Linked DNA regions of Homo sapiens: region 1 is linked to region 2. A link is a contact called in ENCODE Hi-C or POLR2A ChIA-PET data. All regions are on one chromosome and are shown on one strand. The core of a region is the stretch at or near the end of the contact, and the rest is flanking DNA. Distances in the headings are between cores, read along the strand shown.

Region 1 (4,402 bases), core at 1,098-3,597, 560 kb after region 2:
TCCTGCCTCAGCCTCCCGAGTAGCTTGGATTACAGGCGAGGGCTACCAAGCCCGGCTAATTTTTGTATTTTTAGTAGAGATGGGGTTTCATCATGTTGACCAGGCTGGTCTCAGACTCAGCCACCTCAGATCACCTCAGGTGATCCACCTGCCTCGGCCTCCCAAAGTGCTGGAATTACAGGCATGAGCCACCACACCTGGTCTTTACTTTTTGAAATAATGAGAGGAGTCATTATTTAAAATAATGAGGCTATATATCAACATATAACCTCACTATGTTGCCCAGACTGGTTTCAAACTCCTGGGCTCAAGTGATCCTTCTGCCTTGGCCTCCCAAAGTGCTGAAATTACAGGCATGGGCCAAGGTACCCAGCCCTTGTTTTTTGTGTATTTATTTTTTTTAGAGACAGGGTTTTGATCTGTCACCCAGGTTGAAATGCAATGACACAATCACAGCTCACTGCAGCCTCAAACCCCTGGGCTCATGCGATCCTTCTGCCTCAGGCTCTGAATAACTGGAACTACAAATGCTCACACCATGCTGGGCTAATTTTTTTTAATTAATTTTTTGTAGAGACAGTGTCTTGCTATGTTGCCCAGGTTGGTCTCAAACACCTGGACTCAAGCAACCTTCTCACCTCGGCTTCCCAAAGTGCTGGGATTACAGATGTAGGCCACCTTGCCCAGCCAAAATATATGTCTAAATTTAATTTCACTTGTTTCTTTTTACTTTTTAAAATGTGGTTACTAGAAAATGTGACTGTTCATATGTGGCTTGCATTATATTTCTTTTTTTTTTTCTTGAGACGGAGTCTTGCTCTGTCGCCCAGGCTGGAGTGCAGTGGTACGATCTTGGCTCACTGCAACCTCTACCTCAAGGGTTCAAGTGATTCTCCTGCCTCAGCCTCCCAAGTAGCTGGGATTACAGGCGCCCACCACCACACTCGGCTAATTTTTATATTTTTAGTAGAGACAGGGTTTTGCCATGTTGGCCATGTTGGCCAGGCTGGTCTTGAACTCCTGACCTCGTGATCCACCCGCCTCGGCCTCCCAAAGTGCTGGGATTACAGGCGTGAGCCACTGTGCCCAGCCAACATTTCTAACGAATTAAGCAGTTTTAGAAAATTAGGCCAGGTGTGGTGGCTCAAGCCTGTAATCCCAGCACTTTGGGAGGCCGAGGCAGGCGGATCACAAGGTCAGGAGATCGAGACCATCCTGGCAAACATGGTGAAACCCCGTCTCTGCTAAAAATACAAAAAATTAGCCGGGCGTGGTGGCGGGCGCCTGTAGTCCGAGCTACTCGGGAGGCTGAGGCAGGAGAATGGTGTGAACCCGGGAGGCAGAGCTCGGAGTGAGCCGAGATCACGCCACTGCTCTCCAGCCTGGGCGACAGAGCAAGACTCTGTCTCAAAAAAAAAAAAAAAGAAAAAAGAAAATTAGAATCATATTTAAAATCTCAGAATCAGGAAAAAATTGTGGCATTTCAGAATTTTAATGTGACAGAATTTTAGAACCAGATTTCTAGATCATGACATCGCTGACTGAATTTTAGCACTAACTCTCACAGCCTGGAAGAACTTGAGAAGAATCCTGGTCCCTTGCCCACCCAAGGCAGGGATCCTCCTAGCCCACCGTAAGCAGCGGTGGTCCAGCCTCTGCCTACCCCTCTCCTTTGCTGGGTAGAGAACTCCCCCCTGACAAGGCCACTGGGTGTTTTGAATGGTTAGGGAGAGTTTCCCGATGCTGGGTGGTGCCTGCTTCCCTCAGCTTCTCCCATGCTCTCAGTGGGTTCCCACACCACCTGTGGGGGCTCACAGGACAAGCCTGAGTCTTCCTTCCCAGCAAAGGCAAGAGTGCTGGGTCCTGCCTCTCCCCTTACCCGAGCCACTGTCCTACAGGCTACAGGCCCTCCCTTGACACCAGTCTCTGCAGGTGGGCTTCAGGGACCCACACCAGGACTCTCAGCTCCTGGCAGGCCTCTCTGCTTCCCCATCCCTCAGCAAAGCTGTTCCTGGGACCCCAGTAGTGCAGGGGTCCTGCCAGCCTCTCCCGATTGGTAGATTACCTTTTCTTTCCATCTGGGTGACTGGCCCCTACATCCTGGTCTCTCAGTCCTGCCTGTTCCCAGCCCTGGGGAGAGGTGGGATGAGTGACTACAGGTGCTGGGGTGAGGGGGGGCACAGGAATCTCAGGTCGATTTCAGGAGCCCCAGGTCTGCCTGAAAAATGCTTTTTTTTTTCAACTTTAAGAGACTGAGGAGGAAGAAGGAAGAGGCTTTCTCATTGACAGAGTCACGAATTCCAAGGCAGTGCTGAGGGGCAGTGAGTCACCCAGAGGTCTCCACACAGAGCAGAAAGGCTGGAATCAGTCAGGCGGGGTCCTGGCGGAGTAAAACTAGAGCTGGGACTTGAAGGAAAGGGGTGCTGGGACTGTGATGAGGTTGGGGGGAGGCATTCTTGGCAGAAGGAATGCTGGACACATGACCCAGTCCCAGCCTGCCTGGATAGAGGGGTCAGAGGGTGACAGGATGGCCACGTAGGTCAGTGACTGAGGGCAGCCTGGAGGTTAGCCTTGGGTGTGTGTGTGTGTGTGTGTGTGTGTGTGTGTGTGTGTGTGTGTGAGAGAGAGAGAGAGAGAGAGAGAGAGAAAGAGAGAGAGACAGAGACAGACAGAGAGAGAGAATGAGAATATCCCAGTGAGCTATAGGGGAGCATTAGGTAAAAGTAACAGTAACAACTATAGTTTGGCTGGATGTGATGGCTCACGCCTGTAATCCCAACACTTTGGGAGGCCAAGGTGGGTGGATCACCTGAGGTCAGGAGTTCCAGACCAGCCTGGCCAACATGCCAAAACCCCGTCTCTACTAAAAATACAAAAAAGAATTAGCCGGGCATGGTGGTATGCGCCTGTAATCCCAGCTACTCAGGAGGCTGAGGCAGGAGAATCGCTTGAACCCGGGAGGCGGAGGTTGCAATGAGCCGAGATTGTGCCATTGCACTCCAGCCTGGGCAACAAGAACGAAACTCATCTCAAAAACAAACAAACAAACAAACAAACAAAAAACTATGCCAGGCATAGTGCTAAGCAATTTCCTAGTATTTCATTTAATCCTCTCAACAACCTTATAAGGTAAATACTATTATCCTCCTGCAAATAAACAATTGAAACCAAGTTAAATGACAGTAATTGAGGGCTGACCCTTGATTCTAACACAAGACAGTCTGATGTCAGAGCCCAAGCACTGGATGGAGGGCGAGTTGCAGAAGAAGGGAGGTGGGATTTGTATGGGGCATGCAGAGTCTGAGCATAAGTGAGTGTGACCGCATGCTTTGTGGGCTATGGGGCTTATCCCTGCCATTCCCCTCGCTCTTCCCACCCGCAGCCCCAGCTCCATCTCACCCCAGACACAGCCCAGACAGGTTGGAGTGAAGAAAGGGCCTTGGAATGATAAGAATGTCCATGCCTGTTGGAGCAGAGAGCCCCAGACAAGGGCTGGCCACCACACCGGTCCCAGAGCTGACTTCCCACAGGTCAGCACTGCTCCCTCACCCCCTGCTGGTATGTCTATAAGCACCTAGGAATGGCATCTGGGCTCAACTCTGGGAGTCCTTACCGGCTTCCAAGATACACAGGATAGGCAGAGGGGAATGCTAATAGACATTCTTCCAGGTCTAGTCCCAGCTCACCTGCTGGCCACCGCTGGTCTAGGCAGGCCCCTCTGACTCCCTGGGCCTCAGTTTCTCCATTTCTTTCTTTCTTTCTTTCTTTCTTTTTTTCAGACAGAGTCTCGCTCTGTCACCCAGGCTGGAGTGCAGTGGCGCAATCTTGGCTCACTGCAAGCTCCGCCTCCCGGGTTCATGCCATTCTCCTGCCTCAGCCTCCTGAGTAGCTGGGACTACAGGTGCCCGCCACCACGCCAGGCTAATTTTTTGTATTTTTAATAGAGACGGGGTTTCACCATGTTAGCCAGGATGGTCTCGATCTCCTGACCCTGTGATCCGCCCGCCTCGGCCTCCCAAAGTCCTGGGATTACAGGCTTGAGCCACCGTGCCCGGCAGTTTCTTCATTTCTATAAGGAGAATTGGATGTGTTCAGGGACAGGAGAATAACACAGAGAAACAAAGTGGTCTTGTGTGTGTGTATGGAGTGATGGGCATGGAGAACTGCAGACAACCTCCAGGCCAGGCAACTTCAACCACCCCTTCCTGCTTCACTCATTGGGAGCATTTTTGGATTCTGCTGTGCAGACACTGGGATCCTGAGTCAGCCACTTAACCTTTCAGTGTCCGTTTGAACCTCTCCCCTCTTCTGGGGGTTAATCTAATGTTTTGGTTTGAATGATGTCAAAAGTGTTAGTTCTAAAATGAAGAGAATCAGAATCGCAGAATGAGGAGGTCAGATG
Region 2 (4,202 bases), core at 1,499-3,998:
ATAAGGTAGAAAAAAAAAGAGAGATGAACTTTAGAAGATAATAAGGGAATCAGGCTGGGTGCCAGGGCTCATGCCAGTAATCCCAGCACTTTGGGAGGCCAAGGTAGGTGAATCACTTGAGGTCAGGAGTTTGAGACCAGCCTGACCAACATGGCGAAACCCCATCTCTACTAAAAATACACAAATTAGCTGGGTGTGGTGGCGTGTGCCTGTAATCCCAGCTACTCGGGAGGCTGAGGCAGGAGAATCGCTTTAACCCAGGAGGTGGAAGTTGTAGTGAGCTGAGATTCGGCCACTGCACTCCAGCCTGGGAGACAGAGCAGGACTCCATCTTAAAAAAAAAAAAAAAAAGAGAATAGAATAAGGTAATCAGTCCTTATGCAGGCAGCAATAAAGGAATAGAGATAACCTAGAAATTGAGAAACTTGAGGCAGCTTCTCATCCTCACCGGTAACAGACAACCCTGAGAACTTGTTTATCTGGGTGACGGGATTACTACAGTTTGGTCTGGTGACCAAACTGAATCAGCATGGCCTATCACACCCACTTCTTGAAGATTAAGTTGGCATGCAGTAAATCCCTTCAGTTGGACAAAATTGCTGTGGGGGCTAAGACTAAAGGTGTGGCTCTCCCACGAACCGAATTACAGCCTCAAGGCCTCTGCAGTTAAGTTGAGAAAAAGGGCCATGTCTCAGGACAGAACCATGGATGTGGCTTTTAGCACGTGGAGAGGATTCAAACAGAGAAGAAGGTAACTAGGTTTTTGAGAAAGGTCTACTGACCAAAAAAGTATAAGCCCATATTTAAACAGTTTGCAACCGTTCAAATCTTCTAATGGTCATTGAGTCTCAGCTACCTAGATGCAGGACTGAGAGCATTCTTTCCTTTTCTTTTCACTGTCTTCCTTGGTCACACATGAGGGGACATTGAGAATAGGCTTTCTGTGGGGGCTGAGTCAGTTCCTTTGCAGCTTCCTGCTTTTGCTTTGCCTCCTTCAAGTACCAGAAGAGTAGCACTGCAGAAAACAGTTGAAAATCCCTGATTTCATCCCAGTCTCATTCTATACATGGGACTCTAAGGTCCAGACAAACCACTTACTGGCCCTGGCTGTGAGATTGGGACTCAGAGCACCTGACTCACAACCTGGTCCACTGTAGCCCTCATCAAGGCTCTGGTCAAGTCTTCCCCCTTCTTGGGCCTCACTGCTCACCCTCTGAGTCTCTCTACCGTCTCACACTGCCTCCTTCCCACTCTCCCTGCCTCTAACCAACTGTGGGGTCTCATTGGATTTGGTCAGTGTTGATCTTGGAATGAGTATCTTTTGGAAGTTGATAATGTACCTGCAGTTTTCCATGTTTTGAGATGTGTTAAAATAAAAACTATAGGAGGCCCTTGTTTTGGACAAAGCTCTGCACCAAGCTCCAACAAACCAAACTAAAAATCAGTGTGGAGTCACCGTGATAACGTTCCACTTCACCAAATCTAAACTAAGTTGTTTTCTGATCCTCTTAGAGATTAGGAGAGAGGTAAACGCCAATTTCCCAAAAAGTCCTGTTCCAGTCTTTAATAGGCATGATAATGAAGTTCCTCTGCTTTAATCCTTACACCAAAAAAAAAAAAAAAAGGTAGCAGTAACCTGACATTAATCAGTTATTTTTCTACTGTTCTATCTCCCTCTCCCACCTTATAAGAAAAGTATCTTAAAAATGATTAACATGTTCTTTGATCTTTGCTTGTCTTTCTTCAGTCCTTCTCTGTCTATAAAGTCAACCTTGTCAGAACACTTATGTATTTTATGGAATGAAGTGTTGCCCAATTCCAGAATCACCGATAAAGCCAATTGAGATCTTTAAGCTAATTTGTTGTCATTTTGTCTTTTGACAGGTGAAACTTACGGGATGACTTTGATGTCCTCTTTGCCATGCAGGATGTAGTCAATGACCTTGTAAAAGTTAATTTCCTGGCAAAAGAGAGAAAAATTATACTTTTTTTTTTTTTTTTTTTTTTGAGACAGTTTCACTTTGTCGCCCAGGCTGGAGTGCAATGGCTTGATCTCAGCTCACTGCAACCTCCATCTCCTGCGTTCAAGCTATTCTTCTGCCTCAGCCTCCCGAGTAAATGGGACTACAGGCACGCACCACCATGCCCGGCTAATTATTGTATTTTTAGCAGAGTCAGGGTTCCAACTCCTGACCCCATGATCTGCCCACCTCAGCCTCCCGAAGTGCTGGGATTACAGGCGTGAGCCACTGCACCCAGCCAAAAAATTATACCTTCAAGAGTCAAATAGAAGTTCAACAGGAGTATGTCCCTGAAACCAACTTTGTCCTTTTACCATCGTATGCCCCGTAGTTTTTGTTGTTTTAATAAATTAATGTTTTTATTGATATACAGTAGTTGTACATATTTTGCCCCATGGTTTTCAGGAAGTGCCAAGCCTGGCCATAAACTCCCTCCAAGGATGTGCCTGGGCTGCCTTCTGGTGCTCCCTGTCCTCTGCTGACCCTCAGAATTCAGCGTGCTTCACCTTGGAGGCAGCTCACAGTGATCAGGAAGAGGGCTGGGATCTGAGGCTGGGAAGAGGGATAGGAAATCCTCTAAGAGGATCTGGAGGTTGATTGTGTGCAAGTTGATCACACAAGTTGGGACATTTTTGTCATACCCAAATAAAAGAGAGTTGAGAAGCCAGGGGGCAAAAAAGTACTCAGGACACTAGCATTGCTCCCAGAATGTAATTCTTTGCATGCCTGGCTGCTTACGCTACCTGCTGTGACTTGAAACCAGTTTTATCTGATAGTTGCTGAAACAACCTGCTGCAACTCTAGGACTAATTTTACCCACTGCCATTACTCATCAGTCAAAACTTGCCAGCTCCCCAGACCCTTACTGGTGTCAATGAACTTTCTCAGAGAGCAACATGTAATATTTCTCTTTTTTCTTTTAAACACAGGGTCTTGCTGTGTCACCCAGGCTGGAGTGCAGTGGCACAGTCATGGCTCACTGTAGCCTCGAATTCCTGGGCTCACGTGATCCTCCTGCCTTGGCTTCCCAAAGCACTGGGATGACAGGCATGAGCCACCATGCCCGGCCTCATTTCTCTTTTTTATAAAACCGTCTACCTTCTCTTTTTTCTTTGGACATACTGAAGACTACTTAGTCTGCATGTATGCCCCAAATTGCAAGTCTTCCTTTGCCCCAAAACATTAAATATAGAGATTCGTCTCTGCGTTTTAATTTTGACTTTGATAAGTGCAAGAAGAAAGAGATAAAGACGGCTGCCAGAATCTAGGGAGATGGGGAAGTGGTCAGGAGGTTCCCATCCCATTTAAAATCACAGCCAACCAGCCATCCTCCCTGCAGGGTGCATCTCTATGTCATGGCCCCATTTCTCCTTCATGCCTACCACTCAGCTGTTCTCTTTGCTGTGTCGTCACTTCAGACCTACCTTCTCATCATGTTTCATGACCCCAAACTAACTCTCTGCCTCTTCCATCTCTCCCGCCTCCTTGCATTGTTAAAATTCCCATTCTCTTAAAGCAGAGCTCTTCAATTACATTACTCTCTAGCATGCAATTGGATGTTGGCATGTGACTCCATTCCCCTAGCTCTCCAGGGGAAATTCTATTACCTTTTTCTTAGGTCCTCTGTATGCCCAAGCGTGATGAGCAACTATTTCACAAATGAGAAAGCTGAGACACAGAGAGAGGAAAGGACTCACTTGTAGCAAGACAGTGAACCAAAATCAGAACCTGGGTCCTTAATTCCCAGCTCAGTGCTTTTCCTCTATGTCACCTAACGTTAACAGCTTAGTGTTTTACTGTCCGCATCACTGTCACCTTGAACAGGGTTGCTCAGAGTGTAATCCCTGGGCCGGTGCCTGTCTTGTGAACTCTTTACTATTCCAGGAGAAGATAAAAACAGAAACTGAGAGTCACTTAGGAAGTTTTGTAACAATTTGACTGAGTTAGATCAGGTCTGTTTAATTGAATAAAAGGGGATATCTTTTTTTTTTTTTTTGTGACGGAGTCTTGCTCTGTCGCCCAAGCTGGAGTACAAGTGCAGTGGCATGATCCAAGTTTATATTTTGTCTGTCTTTATACAATTTTGTTTTTCTAGGAATATATTTTATCATATTTTTAAAAGTAGCAATCAAAACATACTGGAGGCGTGACTCACTCTCTTGAGTATGCCTGCACTCCCCT

The links. Hi-C counts contacts between places; a loop is a spot of excess contacts on that map. ChIA-PET counts read pairs that join two places held with the same protein, here RNA polymerase II (POLR2A).
Region 1: a map of PC-9 shows a loop between it and region 2 (6-fold over the local background). The contact joins two enhancer-like sites. A Hi-C loop is called at or near these places in 1 of 168 maps with a recorded cell type or tissue (PC-9). POLR2A ChIA-PET finds 5 or more read pairs at or near these places in 2 of 52 experiments (HepG2 and activated CD8-positive, alpha-beta memory T cell).

The regions. Positions count from the first base shown.
Region 1 is chr5:150,470,809-150,475,210 of GRCh38, forward strand. No RefSeq gene overlaps it. Among named protein-coding and RNA genes, the nearest start is that of NDST1-AS1, 13 kb to the right of the region's middle. Within about 2 kb of position 2,348, at least 8 of the 41 ENCODE cell types and tissues checked have a DNase peak (open chromatin) inside an H3K27ac peak, as active enhancers do; they include PC-9, where a contact is called at or near this core.
Region 2 is chr5:149,913,048-149,917,249 of GRCh38, forward strand. It overlaps PDE6A (phosphodiesterase 6A), which reads right to left. Exons shown (of 22, transcript NM_000440.3): 6 at 1,896-1,960. Among named protein-coding and RNA genes, the nearest start is that of PDE6A, 30 kb to the right of the region's middle. RefSeq lists a silencer at 2,599-2,893. Within about 2 kb of position 2,749, at least 4 of the 41 ENCODE cell types and tissues checked have a DNase peak (open chromatin) inside an H3K27ac peak, as active enhancers do; they include PC-9, where a contact is called at or near this core.